2 separate regions of the Homo sapiens genome follow, and region 1 is linked to region 2. A link is a contact called in ENCODE Hi-C data. All regions are on one chromosome and are shown on one strand. Each heading gives the region's core, a stretch centred on a gene start or an enhancer-like site at or near the end of the contact. The rest is flanking DNA. Distances are from core to core; before and after follow the strand shown.

The links. A loop is a pair of places that touch in the nucleus more often than their neighbours do. Pooled maps may share reads with other maps.
Region 1: a map with no recorded cell type shows a loop between it and region 2 (13-fold over the local background). The contact joins the promoter of TEX9 here to the enhancer-like site in region 2. A Hi-C loop is called at or near these places in 5 of 37 single-sample maps with no recorded cell type and 3 of 50 pooled maps.

The regions. Positions count from the first base shown.
Region 1 is chr15:56,361,057-56,367,475 of GRCh38, forward strand. TEX9 (testis expressed 9) reads left to right here and starts at 4,370. Exons shown (of 12, transcript NM_001395496.1): 1 at 4,370-4,421; 2 at 4,523-4,614. The coding sequence starts at 4,395. RefSeq lists enhancers at 3,834-4,013, 4,024-4,073, 4,614-4,663.
Region 2 is chr15:55,278,002-55,284,043 of GRCh38, forward strand. All of the region lies in intron 1 of RAB27A (RAB27A, member RAS oncogene family), which reads right to left. Among named protein-coding and RNA genes, the nearest start is that of RAB27A, 8.8 kb to the right of the region's middle. RefSeq lists an enhancer at 1,690-1,984. Within about 2 kb of position 1,875, at least 15 of the 41 ENCODE cell types and tissues checked have a DNase peak (open chromatin) inside an H3K27ac peak, as active enhancers do.

The DNA.
Region 1 (6,419 bases), core at 3,120-5,619, 1.1 Mb after region 2:
TCTCATGGCCACACCTGACTGACCATCACAGAAAATAACACAGAACAGGTTACTTGGATCTTCTCTTTTTCTTGGTTAGCACAGCTATAAGTTTATTGATTTTAACTAGATTGTGGTTTCTGTGATTTTCTCTATTGTTTCCCTGTTTCAGTTCCATTGATTTATGTTCTAATGTTTATTGTTACTTTTCTTTTGCTTTAAGTTTAATATTTTTCCTTTAGCTGCCTTGAAGGTAGACATTCAGAGTTTAGATTTTTCTTCTTTTCTAATATATGCATTGAATGCTAAGCACTCCAAGCACTGCTTTCATAACATTCCACAGGTTTTGATAAGTTATATTTCAAATTTTATTTAGTTCAAAATGTTTTTTTAATTCCTCTAGATATTTACTTGATCCATGTATTATTTAGAAGTATGAATTTAATTTGCAAATATTTTGTGGGTGTCCAGCTGTTTTGTTATTGATTTTTAGTTTAGTTTTATTGTGCTCTGGGACCACAATAAAATAGTTTGTATAATTTCGGTTATAGGTTAAAGTGTGCCACCTCCCCCTCCCTACCATATATTGAAGTCCTAACCCCCAGTACCTGTGAATATGGTCTTTACAGATGTAATCACGTTAGGATGAGGTCATTAGGGTGGCCCACATCCGATATTACTGGAGTCTTCATGAAAAGCAGGAATGCCATGCAAAAGCAGAAACACACAGGGGAAATGCTACATGATTATAGAGGCAGAGAGAGGTTGTAGTGATGCAGCTGCAAGCCAAGGAATGCCAAGAAGTGACAGCCACCATAGAAGCTAGAAAGAGGCAAAGAAAGAGTCTCCCCTGCAGGTTTCAAGCAAAACATAGTCCTGGTGATACTTCTAGCCTGGTTTTGGACTTCTAGCCTCCAGACCCATGAGACAATAAATTTCTGTTGTTTTAAGCCACTCACTTGGTGGTGCTTTATTACAGCTACCCTAAACTATATAATTTATATTCTTTTAAATTTATTAAAGTGTGTTATGGCTAGAATGTGTTCTAGCTTGGTGAATGTTCCATGCGACCTTGAGAAAAATGTGTATTCTGCTGTTATTGAAATGAGTATTCTATAAATGTCAATTAGATCAAGCTAATTGATGGTGCTGTCCAGAGCAACTCTTGCTGATTTTCTGCCTGCTTAACCTGTTAATTACTGAAGGAGTAGTATTGAAGTCTCCAAATATAATGATGGATTTGTCTATTTCTCTTTGCAAGTCCTACCAGTTTTTGCCTCATGCATTTTGACACTACTGTTAGGAGGATTTACACCAGGATTGTTCTATCCCCTTGGAGAATTGACCTCTATCATTAATGCTCCTCTTTGTCCCTGATAATTTTCCTTGTTCTGATGTCATCTTTGTTTGAAATTAATATAGCGACTCCAGCTTCCTTTTGATTAGTGCTAGCATAGTGTTCCTTTCTTTATCCCTCGATGTTGTAAATAGTTTATTTTTAAGATGTTTTAACAGCTTGAGTGATTTATTTCACATATCTATATTTACCCATATAAAGTGTACTATTAATTGGCTTTTAGTGTATTCACAGAGTTGTACACCATCAACACAATTGATTTTAGAATATTTTCACTAGCGCCCCCCAAACCCTGCAACTCCTTAGCTAACCCTCCATCATCTGCCAAGCCTAGACAACTACTAATCTACTTCTGTCACTATGGATTTGCCTATTGCGGACATTTCCTACAATATGTAGTCATATTGAAATAGAATCCTATAGTATGTGATCTTTTGTGAAAGAAATTAGATAATACTTGGTCTTTTGTGAATGGCTTCTTTCACTTAGCATAATATATTCAAGGTTCATCCATATTGTGGTATACATGTACTTCATTCTTTCTCATTTCTGAATAATATTCCATTGTATGAATATACCACTTTTTATTTAATTACTAATCAGTTTATGACCATTATGGGTTTGTTTTGCATTTTGGCTGTTATGAATAATCCTGACATAAACATTTGTACATATACTTTTCATGTGGGTGTGTTTTCATTTTCCTTGGGTGTATACCTAGCAGTGGTTGCTGGATTGTTTGGTAACTCTGTGTATAAACTATTGAGGAATTGCTAGACCATTTTCCACAGTGGCTGCACAATTTTCCCATTCCCACTAACAGTTTATGAGGGTTCAAGTTTCTCTACATCCTCCTCTACACGTTATTGTCCATCCTTTTTTTTTTTTTTGAGATGGAGTCTCCCTCTGTCACCCAGGCTGGAGTGCAGTGGTGCTATCTCGGCTCACTGCAACTTCTATCTCCCAGCATTTCACCATGTTGGCCAGGCTGGTCTCAAACTCTTGACCTCTGGTGATCTGCCCGCCTCAGCATCCCAAAGTGCTGGGATTACAGGTGTGAGCCACCGCGCCTGGCTATCCATCCTTTTGATTATCGCCATTCTAGTGGGTGTCAAGTGGCATTTCATTTTGGTTTTAATTTTCATTTCCCTGAGGACAATACTGAGCATCTTTTCATGTGCTTTTTGCCTACTTGTATATGTTCTTTGGAGAAATCCCTATTTCTTTGCCCATTTTTAACTTGGGTTGTCTTTTTTAAAAATTTTTTTAAATTGTTTTTCTTTTTTTTTTTGAGACAGGGTCTCACTCTGTGACCCAGGCTAGAGTGCAGTGGTGTGACCATGGCTCTTTGCAGCCTTGATCTCCCTGGCTCAAGTGATCCTCCCACCTCAGTCTCCTAGTAGTTGGGACTACAGGCATGTACCACTGGACCCAGCTAATTTTTATTTATCTATTTCCTTTTTTTTTTTTTGTAGAGATGGAGTCTTGCTGTGTTGCCTTGGCTGGTCTGGAACTCCTGGGCTCAAGTGATCCTCCTGACTTAGCCTCCAAAGTGCTCATATTACAGGCATGAGCCACTGCACCTACCTATTTTTGAATTTTAATACTTCTTTATATAGTCCAGACACAAGTTATTTATCAGATATATAATTTGCAAGAATTTCCCCTCTTCCTGTGGTCTTGTTACTTTATTTATGGTATCTTTTGAAACTAAAGGTTTTTAGTTTTGATAATGTCTAGTTTATCTATTTTTTTTTCCTTTTTTTTGTTTTTTTCTTGAGATGGAATTTCGCTCTTGTTGACCAGGTTGGAGCGCAATGGTGCAATCTCAGCTCACCGCAACCTCTGCCTCCCAGGTTCAAGCGATTCTCCTGCTTCAGCCTCCCCAGTAGCTGGGATTACAGGCATGAGCCACCACACCCGGCTAATTTTTTTTTTTTAGGAGTGGCGGGGTTTCTCCATATTGGTCAGGCTGGTCTTGAACTCCCAACCTCAGGTGATCCACCCGCCTTGGCCTCCCAAAGTGCTTGGATTACAGGCATGAGCCTCTGTGCCCAGCCTCTTTTTTCTTTTCTTTTTTTTTTTTTTTGCTACTGCTTTTGGTGTCATATCTAAGAATCCATCAAGGATTCTCAGAATTGTAATTCAAGGTCATAAAGATTTACACCAACAGTTTCTTTGAAGAGCTTTAGAGTTTTAGCTCCTAAGTTTAGGTCTTTGATACATTTTAATTTTTGTATATGGTGTGAAGTTAAGGGTCTAATTGCATTTGGATATCCAGTTGTCTCCCCATCTGTTGAAGACAATTATTTTCCCATTGAATGGTCTTGCACCCTTTCTAAAGATCAGATGACCATACATCATATCACGGTTTATTTTTGGATGTCAATTTTATTCCAAAACAATTGAAATTGTTAACCGCTTACGTGTTTCAGGCATGATCCTAAGCACGAATTCATTTGCTTCTCATAATAACTGTGAAGTGGGCACTATTCTCACTTCCATTTGACAAATGAAGTGGCCGATATACAGAGTGATTTGCCCAAGGCCATATAACTGGTAAGTGGCAGTGCCAGGATAATAATTTAGGTTGACTAACTTGAGAGCCTGAGTCTTAGCCATGCATGCTGTAAACAAAAATTAGAAATCAAAACTTCTGAATTCCACTGAAGAGCTCACTTTAAGCAAACGGGGTGAAGGTCGGATTAGCCACTAACGGTTTGAAAAGCACAACAGGGAGGGATTGCCTCACCAGCTTGCTTTCTATAGAGTAGCGGCAAAGGACCTGCCTGTTTTGGCTGAAACTCTTTCAACCCCCACAAGTTGAGAATTTGCACTAACTAAGTCGAATTTGCAGTTAGGAAGCCTTCCTGGGTTCCTGGGACAGCGCCGAGTGCTGCGAGCAAAGGCCGAGCCCGCTGCCAGAGGCTCGCGCCGCTCGCAGCACAGAACCTGAGAGTGGGAAGGCGTAGGCGCCCGGGCGGGAGGCAACCGGGATGTGGAAACTCTCGCGGGAAGATGCGTCGTTGCCTCGGTAACCGCGTCGCAGTCGCCGAAGATGGCGGGGCGAAGTCTGTGTCTCACGGTCAGTTCAACTCCAGGCTCCTGGGGAGCGTCTGGGTTCCGGCGACTAGGACGCCTAACTTCCTTTAACTTCGGGTCTGAAAGTCTGTGGCTCTTTTACAGAGAAGCAGCGTTCCAGGGACTCCGTTCCCGCCACCCGTTCAGCAACCCTCTACACCTGGACCCGACCTCCTCGCCTTGGAGGAAGAATATAAGTAAGAAATTCGGCGGTTGAACTTTTCCTTCTTTCTTTCATCTGAATGAGGCTGCTTACAAGTACTTTTTTCTGGAGACTGGCTGGATCTTCGGGACCACTCACTCTGCAGCATTCCCTTCTCGTCATCTCGTTCACCTGCCGTTTATCCTTTCTTTGTCTTTGATCTGAGTAGTTCGCCTGCGTATTAGAAGATATTTGAAGTGGGCGAAAATTTAGCCCAAGTAAGCATGTTGTTTAATTTAAAACGTAGCCCAAGTAAACAGCAAGATACTGTTGGAAGTTATTTGGGTAGCAGGAATTGCCACGAATAGTTAGTTCACTTGATAGTTTAGGTTATTTCGCTTAATATCAAGTTCATAGAGTTTACCTTGTGTAAATTTCCTTTAGGTTGGTTTCTAAATTGAAAGGATGCTTCCCACTGCAATCAGAATTACCATTCTCGTTCAAATATTCCTTTTCTTATCTGTTCTCAGTGTAATTACAACTATCCTGACAACGGTGCTTTCATTCTTGGCCCATTCTACTCCTCATCCCCAAGTTTTCACACAGCAGCCAGTGTAATCTTTTAATTTGATCTACCATGCCTTTGCTTAAAATTCTACAGTAGTTTCCTGTTGCATTTCAAAAGCTCTGATCGATGTGGCTCCTCCTGCCTCCTCTATTTGATCTTATTCCCTCTTCCCCTTTTCCCCCTAAAACTCTCCAGCTTCACTGGCCTTTTAGTTCCAAAAACTCTTCCAGGTTTTCTTTCTATCTCAGGAAAGAGACAGTCACACACGCCTTCAACCTGTAATGTGAGTGGCCTTCCTTGACCATGCTAAGTAGGCTCCCTTGTTGGTCTTTTTCATTGTCTCAGTGATTTTTCTTTCTAATTAGCATAATTTGTTACAATAAATTCATTTGTGAATTTCCTTTTTGTCTGTCTCCACTGGACTGTAAGTTCCAAGGGCAGAGGCGATGTCTGTTTTATTTGCCATCATACATACCCTTATAAAAAAGTGCCTTTTAACAACTCCCTTCCGTTTTAATATAAAATAACTAGATTAAAATTTGGAAATAGTTGGCAGTTTGTATCAGAGGGTTAAACTAGAGTTATCGTATGATCTACATATGATCTATAAGCATATTTGAAATTAAAACTGAAAGGTACTGTGTTTAGGTGAACTATACACAGACCAATTTACCACAGCAAGTAGGAAGATAATCATATCTTCTTCTCTCTGATGAAATGGGCCGATTATCCCAGTTCAAAAGTGTACTTAAGCAAATTAATCTGTTTTCTATATATAGTTCTTTATCAGCTATGCCTCAATCAAAACGGTTATTTTCATTATCATTAACCATATAGTATTAAATACCTGGATTAGGTTTATTTGTTCAGTTATTTGAGAGTGTATTTTGCACCTGGTTCTGGTGCATCCTTAGGGATACAGTCCTGCTTAAAATGAGAAATATACAGGGACTATTATTGTATTCTAGCACGAGTTACTTTATAAAACGAGATAGCTAAACAGTATTATATGGTGGCCAGTTGTTACTTGTTCTGTTATCTGTACTCTGAGTTGTGCACATCTGAAGCATATGAACAGAGTAACTCCCTACACTACCTGAATCTTCTAGAATACTTCTGTGTCATGTAGAAGAGTAAAATGTCTGGCCATCCCTGTAAGCAAGAATATGAAATTATAACAGTATGGTATCTGTTTTGCCACCTGTTGTCTTGGCATTGATCATTAGAATGCTACTTCCCAGGGACCTCAATCCAAAACCTTTTGCAGTTCTGCTTCTGTTGGAGGAAATAAT
Region 2 (6,042 bases), core at 625-3,124:
GTATAACTCTTGACACATATGGTAGCTGTAGCTATTATACTCACTTGCATATTGTTATTATCAACCCTAGTATCAGGTAGAAAAAGAAAGTATTCTTAGAAACATAACCTGTAATTTGCTTTATATATAGTGGACTTCAGGAAGCTGCAATGTTTGCTTTTGTGAATTTCCTTCCCATTTTGTAACACACATTTTGTTTCAGGGACTAAAACATATTAAAGAAATTTAATAGTTCAACATTTCTGATTTCTCTACTGGACAAAAGCCTGGCAGGTTTCCACTATATTTTCATAGAAATGACTCTTTTACACTATGGGAGCCCTGGGGTATTTATGTCAGTAGCCGCTTCTAAACTTGTGAACAGAAATCAGCCTGCCACCTCACAAAGAAGAGGCATCATATCTGAAATTTGTTTTTAATTTCCATTTCACTTTTTTCCTTCATAATAGCACCAGATTATTCAGTCTTCTAATCATTATTATTTTTTTTTTTTTTTTTTGAGAGGGAGTCTCACTCTGCCACCCAGGCTGGAGTGCAGTGGCACGATCTCAGCTCACTGCAAGCTCCACCTCCTGGGTTCACGCCATTCGCCTGCCTCAGCCTCCCAAGTAGCTGGGACTATAGGCGCCCGCCACCACGTCTGGCTAATTTTTTGTATTTTTAGTAGAGACAGGGTTTCACCATGTTAGCCAGGATGGTCTCGATCTCCTGACCTCGTGATCTGCCCGCCTCAGCCTCCCAAAGTGCTGGGATTACAGGCGTGAGCCACCGCACCTGGCCCAGTCTTCTAATTATTTAGTGAATTCAGTACGTTGACATGGGGCTGAAAAATCTGCATTTCTAAGTTCTAAGTTCTAAGCCAAGTCATTCACTAATTATGTCAATTCTATCCCTGAAAAATAAGGGCTTGTATCACCAAACGGATGAAATACCATTTCTGAACTCAAAAGCTGAAGCAACTCCCTACTCCACATTTATTAATTACAGCCTGAAGGAAATTGCTCACATCTATGCACCCCACAGACAAAAGGGCACAGTTGCTAAAAGAACAGTTCCAAACTTTGGGATAGATAATGGAAAGAATCACAAGTTACTCAAAGCCAAAATATGGCCTAGGAACCCTCTAAGAAGCAGTAGAGACAGCAGAAAGAGCCAGGCAGATAAGACTCTTAATAAAGGCCCCCATGGCCTGTCCTCCCATACTCTTCTATTTCTTCTCCACCCAGTGTCCGAGGCCTGTGACCACAAAACACAGGACAACACAGAACCTCAGAGAAGCCTTGAGGGGCAACTGGTCAACCAATTAGGGCAGGTGAAAATGGATCCAGGACTGGCAGCAGAATCACCTAGGATATGTGATGAAAATCCAAAATTCTGGGTCCCATTCAGGCCTCTGAATTAGGATCTCTGCAAGGGAGGCCTAGGGAATCTGCATTTATATCAAGCTTCCCAGGGGCTTTCTGGTTATACACAATCAAGTTTGTAAGCCACTGTTCTAGGGAGACAACAGATGGCAAAAATGTACAACTACAGTTAGGCAAATAGCCTGTACATCAAGATCATATTTAACTTCTACTAGCCTCAGATACCAAATCTGTAAAATAGGGATAATAATACTGACCTAGCAAGGTGGTTGTGAGAATCAAATGAAATAAGTAATAGCCTCACACACAGTGTCTCACATACAGCAGGTGCTCAATAAAAGTCCATTCCCTCGCTTGTGTATGGCATTCTAATGAAGACTTACAACAATAGTTTTTGAATAAATGTCACCTGTTTTGAATAAATATCACCAAGGAAAGCAGATGGCCAGGAAAGTTAAGGCCTCAATGTTAATGACTCATCAACTACAAAGGCCGAGGTCAGCAGCCTTAACCAGCGATTGAGTCATGAAATGTACTTGTAGACAGTGGTTCTCAAGCTTCGGGGTGCATCAGAGTCACCTAGATGGTTTTAAAACACAGACTCTAGGCCCCACCAGAGTTTCAGATTCAGTAGGTCTGGAGTGGGGCTGAAAATCTGCATTTCTATGTTCCCAGGTGGTGCTGATGTTACTGGTCCTAATCTGACACTTTGCAATAAAAAAAGAAAAACTATGCTGTGTATATTTCCTGTTTGACACTAGACTGGTTAGTTTCATGTAAATAGAGAAAAAAACTAAGAAACCAACAATTTCCGAGGCTGTGCTGCCTCTGTCCCTGAGAATCTTACTATGTTGTTTGAACAATGCATAGAGAGGACAGGGAGATTTGAGTTCTATCTTCCCACTCACTTGCTGTGTGACTCTGCATGAGACATATGATCTCTTCCAGCCTGAGTTTACTCAGGCTGGGAGTAAAGGTGAGCTAGACACTGGTTCCCAAACCAGGTTGTCCACCAACAATCACTAGAGCAGTATTTAAAATAAAACATAGATTCCCAAGCCCTAGCCACAAACCTAATAAATTAGAATCACCAAAGGAGAGACTGAAAAATGTGTTGTTGTTTCTTGTGGGTATGGTTTATATATATATATATATATATATACTTTAAGTTCTAGGGTACATGTGCACAATGTGCAGGCTTGATACATAGGTATACAGGTGCCATGTTGGTTTGCTGCACCCATCAACTCATAATTTACATTAGGTATTTCTCCTAATGCTATCCCTCCCCCAGTCCCCACCCCCTGAGAGGCCCCGGTGTGTGATGTTCCCCTTCCTGTATCCAAGTGATCTCATTGTTCAGTTCCCACCTATGAGTCAGAACATGTGGTGTTTGGTTTTCTGTCCTTGAGATAGTTTGCTGAGAATGATGGTTTCCAGCTTCATCCATGTCCTTGCAAAGGACATGAACTCATCCTTTTTTATGGCTGCATAGTATTCCATGGTGTATATGTGCCACATTTTCTTAATCCAGTCTATCATTGATGGACATTTGTGTTAGTTCCAAGTCTTTGCTATTGTGAATAGTGCTGCAATAAACATACGTGTGCATGTGTCTCTATAGTAGCATGATTTATAATCCTTTGGGCATATACCCAGTAATGGGATTGCTGGGTCAAATGGTAATTCTAGTTCTAGATCCTTGAGGAATCGCCACACTGTCTTCCACAATGGTTGAATCAATTTACACTCTTTTGTGAGCATGTTTTAAACAAAAGCTCCCTGTGCCATTTTCATGTATAGCCAGTTTTGAGGAAGCATTAACATGGTAATCTTTCTCCAGCATTAAAGCTCTTGGGTCTTTTTGATTTCCAATTCACTGGGTCCTGAGTCTATACTTAGCCAGTATAAGTAGCCTTCTCCTTTTATATTTGCTTCACCTGGCTATTCTTCCGAAAGGAAGCATACACTGTCCTCAAAAAAAGGAATCTACTCTGCTTAGCAGTTCCATTTCTCATATATCAATAAACTGGCATTCTGGTTTCATTTAAAAAATAAAGTCCAGGATAGGCACAGTGGTTCATGCCTGTAATCTCAGCACTTTGGGAGGCCAAGGCAGGCAGATCACTTGAGGTCAGGAGTTCGAGACCAGCCTGGCCAACATAGTAAAACCCCATCTCTATTAAAAATACAAAAATTAGCCCAGCATGGTGACATGCTCCTGTGGTCCTAGTTACTTAGGAGGCTGAAGCAGGAGGATCCACTTGAGCCCAGGATGTTGAGGTTGCAGTGAGCTGGGTGACAAAGACAAGAAAGAAGGGAAGGGAAGGAAGAAGAGAAAGGAAGGGAAGGAAGGGAGAAGGGAAGGGGGAATGGAAGGGAGGAAGGAAGGTAGGAAAGGAAAAGAGAAGGAAAAAAAAAGAAACCAGAGGCCCTTACAGACCACAGGTACATATTTGGATCTTATACCTATTACAATGAAAGCAACTAAGGGATTTTAAGCAGAAGGATATGAATTGAATTCCTTTAATTTTTTAAAATTTTGTCTCATGCTCCTCAAGAGTGTGAGTTCCTTTTTTGGGACATCACTGGCTTTGTGTGAAGAATGGGCTATGGCAGGGAGGGGCAAGAATTGGAACAGAAAAGTAGCAGTACAGGCCTTTAACCAGCAGCTGGCACAGAGCAGGCACTTGGATATTTCTGCACTGCTTTAACATAGGGAAATCATAATATACTTGTTTCACCTCCTAATGTATTTCAGAGGAGTTCAAGGAAGAGACTCTGGGTGTTAGCAAAGTTCCATCTAGATGTCACTTCTTTTGAACAACACATAGAATTTTGGATTGTCCACAGTACAACTGGTTCCAATCAAGAAGTATTAGAATAAGAACATAAAAAGAACACACCAGGAAACCATCAGACCAGGCTTCTGGAACCATCCCTGCCATCAATTAGCTATGTGACCTGAGGCACAGCTCTGGATTTCTGGGAGGGGAGCCTGGGCTACAATTTCCAAGGTCCCTACTAGCTCTTAAATTACACAATTCTGTAAGTGTAACAAATGTGGTTTCCTTATCTGGGTGGCAAAATGGGATGATGACTCAGGGTGAGGTTTTTTGTTACAGATTTTCAACCTCCCAGAGAAGCTCTAGTGAAGCTAGAATCAGGGTGTTAATAAAGAAACTGTCCAGTTTTATTATTTCCTTTCCAGGGTATGGTGGTCAGCTGGAAATCTGGGAAGTAGACATTCCTGGCAGCTGCGAGCTTATCGTGCAAAGACTGAGAACCCAAGTCCCTGTGTAACCCTTCAGGTACACGATCTCTGGGGTCCCCTGCTCATGTGGCTTTCGCTCATGTGGAAGCACACAATAGACAGGCACTGAAGACCAGCCTCTCACTTCCTCCTGCTGGTAGGCTGTTCCCAAAGGGTCCACTCCTCTCCTATGGCCAACCTGGCACCTCCACGAGAACCCCATTTCGCATGATCCCTGGGGGCAGTGGTTCTCAGTCTCAACTGCAACTGCCCATCAGAATCCCGTGTGGAGACAATAAATAAATAAATAAACAAACAAACAGCCTGAGCCCTACCCCACATTTACTGACTTAGAATTGGGGTGAGGGAGAGGTTAGAAAGACAACAGCGGTAGTTAGGCTTAGTTAGTTTTACATGATGGACAGAACGTGTAACTTGGGAAACTGTAAGCCAAAGAGGTTGAATGAGTTGTCTAATGCAGGGTTTCTTAGCGTCGGCACTGTTGACATTTTAGGCAGGATAATCCTTTGTTGGGGGCTCTCCTGTGTACTGAGAATGTTTTGCAGCATCCCTGGCCCCCACCCACTAAATGCCAGGAGTAACTCCCCAGCTGTGACAGTCAAAAATGTCTCCAGGCATTGCTAAATGTCCCATGTGGGGTGGGGCAGGGGAGAAAATCACCCCCAACTGACATACACTGGTGTGATATCACATAGTTAATAATCAGGAATATGGAGACTAAAAACCGACCGACTGATTCCTGACTGTGTTGATTCTTCCACATTCAAGCAGGAAGTCCGGAACACAGGAATGAGCCGCCACCTGAGGAAATACCACAACCCACTTCACTACACAACCCACTTCAATACACAGCCTAGGGCAGACGTGGGACCTGGGACAGCTGACCTTGTCCCTAATGAGAAAAGCCACATTAGGTCTCCAGTATTTGACTGTGAGGACAATGACTTATCTTTTCAAGGACTGTTACACCTCTTCACTCATTCTTGGAGTTGTTTCCTTGAAATGATGCGATTTATTATGAAAATCACTATTTTCATAATGATTTCTTAGCAAGAAACAAAGAAATCCTGACCACAATCATAGGTTATATTTTAAAATTCTTTAGTTTTGTAAATGAACATTTAAGTCATGACCTATTTCTGTATGTTTCATTTCTCCCCTTATTAGGGCTAGTACAGCAAGAACAAAAGTATCATATTATTGTGTTTAACTAGCTGATTTAGACCTTGACTTTGCTTTTAACGATACAAATACACAGCAGATTAGTATTTAGCCATACCCTGATAGGACTTGACCAGCCTCCCAGGTGGTGGGATCAGGCCAAGGTAGATAAACTATAGCAAATAAGAATGAACAGACTTTTCAGTCTCGTGGCAACCAATTTTATTATTATGCTTTGACCTG